Regions from separate parts of the Mus musculus genome. Here region 2 is linked to region 1. The links are chromatin loops, found by intact Hi-C in ENCODE. Cell type or tissue: gastrocnemius. All regions are shown on one strand.

Region 1 (4,000 bases):
CATAAGACTTCGTGGATTAACTCCTAAATGTGGCACTGGAGATAATGTAATACATTTAGGACATTGTTTTACAATCATTCTTGCCTGCTCCTTAGTGATCTTATGTTGGAGCCTTAAGGTATGACTAGAGAGATGAAATTTTTCATGATCACATTTGGCCAAAGCAACAGGATCTGAAACTAAGGCTTCTACTGTTAGAGCTCTGTCGATGCAATCATTGCCTTCAGCTAAAGGTCCAGGAAGACTAGAATGAGATCGCATGTGGCCAATATAGAACAGATGTTTTCAGGCAAGAATGATGTTTTACAATGTGAAAACAGGGATCCTGCTGGCATATTAAAGTTAAACGTACCACAATTTTATAGTATAACTAAAACCCTAAGTATTCAAAAGATATTGCCTCTGAATCTTTTCTGGAGCAACAGCTACTCCCCAGAACTTAAAAGCTCCTTGTGTGAGAGCAAGGATTTAAAGTAAACTTCCCTTGAGAGGCGTTAGCTAATAAAATACTTCCCACTTAGGAAACAATATACACTGAAAGATTCAAACTCTTAGCTTCTTGTATTGAAGCAGAGACACTAAGAATTTTTCTTACATGAGGTAAGGCTATATAAGCCATACCTAGAGGCAAAATTTTCCAGTGATTACAAGCTCACTAGAAGCAAGCTCTTTACAATTTTTCAGATGCAAAGGAAAAAACAAACTCTTAAATCTATAATAACTTTACATGATGTAGGCAAGTCAAATTGCAATGTCCTGATAAATTCTACAGCCTGATTGACCTTTTATAAACTTTGAATTTAAACTTTATTTAGAACAATATCTGGATAGATCTGCAACAGTGCTCTTTTAGCTAAAAGGAATTTTTTTTTGAAGACAAGGAGAGGCAAGTTTCAAGAGCTTCTTTAGGCACCGTTTGCAAAACAAAAGAAAGTCACACAAGCCCTGCAGAGGCTGCTCCGAGCTTTGTTCCTCTTGCTGTGAGGACATATTTTAGAATTATTAAGTTTCTTTTGCAATATTAGACTATAACTACAATCTTGGGGAAGCAAAACCCAATTTCAAAACAATTTATCACCTTAGAATAAACATCAAAACTTCACTATCACGTTGCAAAATTTGGCTGCCAATTTATACCTATGAATGCATGACAGTGAAAGTTTTAATGCTTCATTAAAGAGACATTGCTTTAGATCTTACCTTTAATTCTACTTTTTAGGATAATAATCACAGTAAATATTATCTCAACTAGAAGTGTCCTTAGAGGCTCAGCCTCTTGGCCTGCCTTATGCCACGTGTTGGAAAGACTCCAAACCTGAGTTACCCATCTAAAGCTAACTTTCTAGTAACCAGTGTTACACCTATTTGATCATACCCAATAACTTATAAGCTAATAGTCTTGTGATGAAGACACGCAGAGCATATTACACCTCTAAGACCAGTAAAAAAAAAAAAAAAAAAAAAATGAAGTGGCTACACGAGTCCAATAAATTTAGACCAATCAAAGAATTTCAATTTTTCTAGCTATAATTATAAGACAATAAGCACCTTGTCATTAGCTAAATGCAATAATCACGATTGCAGAGAACCCTCCAGGAAAAAAAACATCTATCAGCTTTTCCCATCCCCAAAAACTAAGAGGCTGCAGACTCCTTTTTTTTTTTTTTTTTTTTTTTTTTTTTTGAGAGCAGCTTTGCCAGCAGTGGCTCCCCTGCTGTGCCTGATCCTGGCAAAAGCTTGTGGCCACTCTCGGCTTTGCTGAACCAGTAGATAAAGTTTTAGCCATCTTTATTTTCCAACATGAAACACAGAACATTCAGTCATTCAGACAACTAGACACGAACACACATGGATTGACACGTGAACGGACTGGTGCACCAGACATTAGACTAGACATTAGACAACACAAAGAGGGCAGAGAACTTCTACTGTAGGGGACAGAGAGAAAAAAAGCAGGGCATCCCCCGAATTTTTCTTTGCCTCTGGAAGAGTTTCAAAATCCATTTTCCTCTATATATTTTACTCCATCATTTTAAGCCCTATTCCTCTAGTCTGATGCAGTTCACGACTGTGGACAACTGCCTGTTTCATTATTTTTTAAACCCTTTTCCTCTCGCCTGAAGCAGCTTTTAAAAGCTGCGACAATCGCCTGATCAGTTCCTAATTCCGAATAATTTGCTGCTGAACCTAAGTGGAAACCAGCGTTGGGTTAGCACTGATTCCAAACTTAGCCCGTATCTTTCCGCACCTCTAGCAACACTTTACCTGTTGCTCACCGTGTACCCGATACGATTTTTTCTTTTTCTTCCCGTGGAGCTCCATACCAAGCAGCATTCCTTCAGCGTTTTTCTGCCGTTCCGCAGGTCCCACGTTCGGATGCCAGACTGTTGGAAGCTGAACTGTGGCTTACAAGAAACAGGGTACACCTGGGAGGCAAGCCAAGGCTGAACTAGGCAGTTGAGAGAAAAATGGAGCTGAGTCAAGATTCCTGATCAAAGCTCAAATGTTTAATGGCAAATGCACTTATAAAGGGGGGTGGGGTGGGGGAAGGCCCATTCCCACCAATTCATCCTTGGAGCCTGGAACCAGCTGCAGGTGCCGACGTGCAGGATAGGGTGTAGTCTCCAGAATAGCTCAAGGACCTCTCAGCAGGAGGAACAGCGTCAGTGGTTGAACAACAGAGTCATCCATCTATGGAGGAAGGCTCCACCCTAGGTAATCTCCTTAGTGGCAGCAAGGTCAAGGTCTGGTTTAGCCTGCTTCAGGCTGGATGAGATTACAAAAAGCAGGGCTGTACACCTGTAATCCCAACTCTAGGGAGACAGGGAAAGAAAACCCCTGGAACTTGCTGACTAGCCTATCTACTCTGCTTGGTGAGCTGTAGGTCTTGTAAAAGACCCTGGTATTTAGTATCAACTTCTCACCTACACACACACACACACACACACACGTACATATACCCATTAGCTCACTCACACATACCCACGAACTCACTCACACATACCCATGAACTCACTCACACATACACATTTTCTGTCAAAACAACGAGAACAGTAACTGAGGGAATTTTATGAGCTATGCTATGATGATAGAGATAGAGATATTCTTCAAATAATTCATAGTGTAACTAAAACTTGCCCTACTGAACAGTAGAGTGTATTTGTGAGTCTGGTTATCTTAGAGCACTCTAAGCAATAGAACGTGCTGGAAGTGATGCTGGGTGACTTGGGAAATTAGATCATAAAAGCCTCAGGGTGCTGGTTATCTCAGAGCTTAGCTCAGGAAAACCTCTTTCCATGCTCATTCATTGACCTCAGAGCAGCTTTTAGCTGGAGCTCAGCTTCCTGCTACATGAGCTGTGTAGAACCACCTACAACACAGAAGCTGCCTTCCCAGCTCCCAGGTTCCCTGAGAGGGAGGGCAGGAACAGGCACAGTCCTCTTATAACCTGATCTCCACATTGGCAGGCCATCGCTTCCTGTGTTCTATTAGAAGTCACCCACCAGGTCACTACCCAGGAGAGGAAGAAATTCCACAAGGGCATGAGTCACACCAGGGGAAGACCAGAGGGCCATTTAGAGGCTGCCCTCACCACAGCTCCTGTGTCATGACTTGGCATTGCCCGTGGCACTCTGAGGCATACTCGTCTGAAGCCTTACATGGGGTTGTATACAGCGAGCAGACAGTGGGGGCATAGATCAAAATAATCTCTCTGGCTGCTGAGTGATCTGCTGCAGTGGTTGGCAATTCCCATATCATAAATATCTCATATCTTTCCTAAAGTTTCTTCTCACCCAGCTTTAAGATCTGGATTTGTACAGATGCTCCTTGACTTATGATAGAATTACACCCTGGCATATCTGCCATAGGCTGAAAACATTGGTTAGTGGGAAATGCACTGAGCAACTGAGCATGCTCCATAGCTGCCCATCTGCTCATCTGTCCTCATGATCATGGGTGCCATGGCTCGCTGCTGCTACCCAGCATCACAAGAGTGTGG
Region 2 (4,000 bases), 86 kb after region 1:
GTATGACTCAGTTTCCCTTGACAAGATTGAGGCAGCAATACTGTGGATACGATGCTGGGTTCTGTCCATTGATATGCTGTTCCCACCTTACAGTCAGCCAGGATCCTACACTATACAGTGACTCTTAACCTTTTTGGGAAAACTCCTGAGCCCATGTAAATGCCTCATTTCTCATCACCTTTAGTCACAAGGGTCCAGGAGTCTCCCAATTTGTACTGAATTTGGTGTCAGCTAAAAGAGGAGTTACCAAGCACACTTGTAAAGACTTTCTTGACCAGATTTATTGAAGCAGGAAGATTCACCCCAAATGTGGCTGCACCTTCCAGTTGTAGTCTATATATATATATATATATATATATATATATATATATATATACTACAAACACACACACACACACATATATATGTACTATATATGTGTGTATATATATATATATATATATATATATATATATGAAACCTTTTCTTTTTGTCTGCTTGCTCGAGCCTCTTATGGGTGAGTATATCTGTGCTACTGCTGTGTAGCTGTGGCTGTGGCTGCCACATTCCTTCACTGACCTTAGACAGAGGCCACCTATAGAAAATATAAAAAACAAACCTAACAGCAACAATGACAAAAGCAAACTTTGTAGGCAGAAGCCAGAAACAGCCTTTCCATTTTGATAAGGCCCTCAAGTATTTGTGAGGAGGAATGACTTTTTAATACATGAAATGAAAGTCAAAAGTGAGAAAGAAATAAGGTCAAAGGCAAAGTGAAGGCTATGTCCAGACTGGCTTAGAACCCCTGATTCTCCTTCTGCAGTGCCTTAAAGTAGCCCTCATCTGTAGGCATATGCCATTGTGCCTGATGGATAAGATACAACTTTAATAGAAAACAGGACAAAATGTTTCCCATTCTTTGTTCTTCAAATTAACCTATAGCTAAGATTATTATCTATTTTTCTGTTTTGTTCTTTTGAAATAATGTCTCACTACGCATATTACTAGCTAGCCTGGAACTAGACTTGAACTCAGAAATTCACCTGCCTCTGCTTTCTGAGTACTGGGATTTAAGGCACATGCTGCCATACCTGATTTATATTCTAAATCTTGTTAGAAGATTATGTTCAAAATTCTGTGTCTTTTTATTCCAGGATAAAATGCCCAGCTACATTTTTTTTCCTGTTTAAAGCTTCAGTTCCTCGCACTGTAATCCCAGGACTTAGTGTGTTGAGTTTAAGGCCTGTCTGAGCTACATACTGAGGTCCAGGCTCATCTAGGACCTTACCTCCCACCCTAAAACCAGAATAATAGTAATACAATTCTGGTTCTTCTCTCAGGTGGCTCCTCTTTAAAAGCTTTGTGCTAGCTAACTGGAGGTCAGCTGGTACCAAAATCAGGAAGTCCACAACCACCAATCAAGCAAGAGTGAGCCCCGGACCAGACCTGCCAGGGCTGTGCACACTTCTCTTCCCAACGTGTGAGTGAGAGCCTCTGTCCCTTAGTGCCCTCATATGTACGCCTATCTTTTATCCTTCGATAATAACTCTTTCTCTACTCCTTGCCCCCCGCTCTGTCTCTCCCTCCCCGCCCCCGTGTGTGTGTCTGCTTAGAGTCAAAATTACAGTCAAAAATACTCAAAATAATTAGACCCCAGCACACTCCACTAGTGGCACCCAGTGGCACTCACAGGCATTGCTCAGTCCCACTCAAGTCAGTTCCCTGCCTCCTGGCGAGGAAGACTGAACTGATGAGCAGCTGTGGGGGTCACACCCCTAATCTTAGTACTGCAAGTTAGAGGCCAGCCTGGGGTGCAGAGTGTGACCTGTCTCAAAAAGCAAAGAACAGCAAAGGCAGACAGAGGACTAACTCCCCTTGGAGGTGCTTCCACACGGCTTAGCCCCAGCAGCTCTATGAAGATCACATCGCTCTTACTGTCCCAGGCCAAAGTCAGGAAGTACCAATCAAGCCATTAATTGGAAATCTGCTTTAAAACAAGTAACAGGAATTGGAATATCAGTGAGGTTCTAGAATTTACTGTTTAAAAATGCAAAACAGGTTGCTAATGGCCCCATAGAGGATGGTGAGGCATTTATCTTGTCTGTCCCCAAAACCCTCAATTTCAGAAGAAAGGAGCTGATTCAGTCAGGAGTCTCTAGAAGAGTGGTTCTCAAGCTGTGGGTCACAACCATCAAAAAACACATTATTGCCAATGGTCTTAGGAACTGAGACACTGCTCAGAGCAAAATTACAGTTATGAAATAGCCATAAAAAAAACTTTATGGTGGGGGGTAACCATGATATAAAGAACTGTATTAAAAGGCCATAGCATTAGAAAAGTTGAGAACCACTGAGCTAAAATAAACAGAACCAAGAAGATGAAAACACACATTCCCATACACATATACATACATATACAAACACACACAGAGGTACATACATGTATATGAGAGACACAAATACTCACACACACATATACAGACACACACATACACTCACACACAGGCACAAACACACTCACAAACACATATACAGACATATACAGACACACATACAGAGACACACATATACACACCCAGAGATATAAACACTAACACACATACACAGACAGACACTCACACATACACTCACACATATGCACACACACATACACACACACCACACATACACACACACATACACACACATACACACACATACACACACACACACACACACACACACACACACACACATACCTTCAACAGCCAGAGTAGACCCAGAATAGCTGTCTCTTACTAGAGGACTATAACCAGTGGTCACTCAGTACACAAGTCAGGGGACCTCAGCATTCACAATCTGGCACTGGGAGACCAGAAAGTTCCTAGAGAGCCACTGCTCTCTGTTCCACAATGAAAGCTTGGAAATACTGGTCCTGCCAGTGAAAGAATTGGCAAGTCAACTCAGCAGCAAGAAGGAAGACCAAGTGAAGGTGAGACAACTTCCCTCTGACATAGACATGTTGTCTGGGCCTGCAATTGGGGTGGGCTTTCCCCATCAATCAAGGCAATCGGGACAATGCTTCAGATGAGGGTCCCTACTTAGGAGGTGCTAATTTGTAGCAAATTGACATGAAAACCAACCATAACAATGGCAGATGCTGGATGCCATAGCTAGACCCAAGGAAACATTTGTGAGTTGGAACTAGGACTGCTCCAAGGAGATGAATTGTGGCCTGACTACTGCTTGGCAAGAAAATGACTCCTTTGGCCTGCTCGGCTCTTGAAAGATCAGCTCCACTCAGAAGACAGACTGCTGAGTGAGCTCAGCTTAAACCTAGATGTCAGCCATTGGCTTCTCAGCTGGACACCCTGTTGCAGTGGCATTAGGACACACTGTGTCCACTTGGCATGTGTGTAAAGCCAGCAGGCATCCTTAACACTGACCCAGACTACCCTGCACACTTGCTCCGTGGTTTCTCACCTGGCACCCTGAAGCTGTGGCTTGTGGCCAAGCTGTTTCATAACTTCATGTTTGTACAAACTTGGGTGTGGGATGCGAAGGGCAAAGGGAACTGGAATAGAGGGGTCCAAGACCTTAGTTAACCCTCTGTGATCTACCATCTGGGCACACATACTCTAGTCCTAGTGAATCTGTAGGGTGTCAACTTTCTCTCTATAATGGCAAAGGGACTCACCTAAGGACACTTCCCTCCTACCCAAAGCCAATTTAAAAAGGTCTGTGGGGGGGGGGGGGGGCAGGGGGGGTCCTTCCTTTTCTTGCAGTCTCCCCCTGCTGTGTCAATAAATACAATTCTTTCTTCTACCTCATCCCTGTCCCCCTGCCCCTGAGACAGTCCGAAGCATGTGATATCAGCAGTTTTCACTGTCCGTTGTCAGATTCAGATTCCTCCAGAGCCTCCTGAGGTTGCTATTTTTCCCCAAAGGCATGCACTAGTGCTAGTGACGTACACATGCACTTCTGTGTACTTCTTGCCAAGTGAGCACCCATACCCTGGGCCTAAGCCTTTCAGAAGCTGGCT

The links. A loop is a pair of places that touch in the nucleus more often than their neighbours do. Peaks named below come from ENCODE experiments on the same cell type or tissue, not always from the same donor. Only the 100,000 strongest peaks of a DNase experiment are listed, where the experiment ranks them.
Region 2: a loop joins it to region 1, with 2.5 times the contacts of the local background. A loop is called at or near these places in 2 of 42 quality-filtered maps.

What each region holds. Positions count from the first base shown.
Region 1 is chr14:18,462,093-18,466,092 of GRCm38, reverse strand. It overlaps Gm32587 (a long non-coding RNA gene), which reads right to left and starts at 2,483. Exons shown (of 3, transcript XR_874230.2): 1 at 2,266-2,483. In gastrocnemius, no CTCF peak of the experiment used is centred here; DNase peaks (open chromatin) are centred at 1,727 and 2,416; H3K27ac peaks cover 826 bases.
Region 2 is chr14:18,375,807-18,379,806 of GRCm38, reverse strand. No RefSeq gene overlaps it. Among named protein-coding and RNA genes, the nearest start is that of Ube2e1, 46 kb to the right of the region's middle. In gastrocnemius, a CTCF peak has its summit at 1,666; DNase peaks (open chromatin) are centred at 1,691 and 3,374; H3K27ac peaks cover 1,269 bases.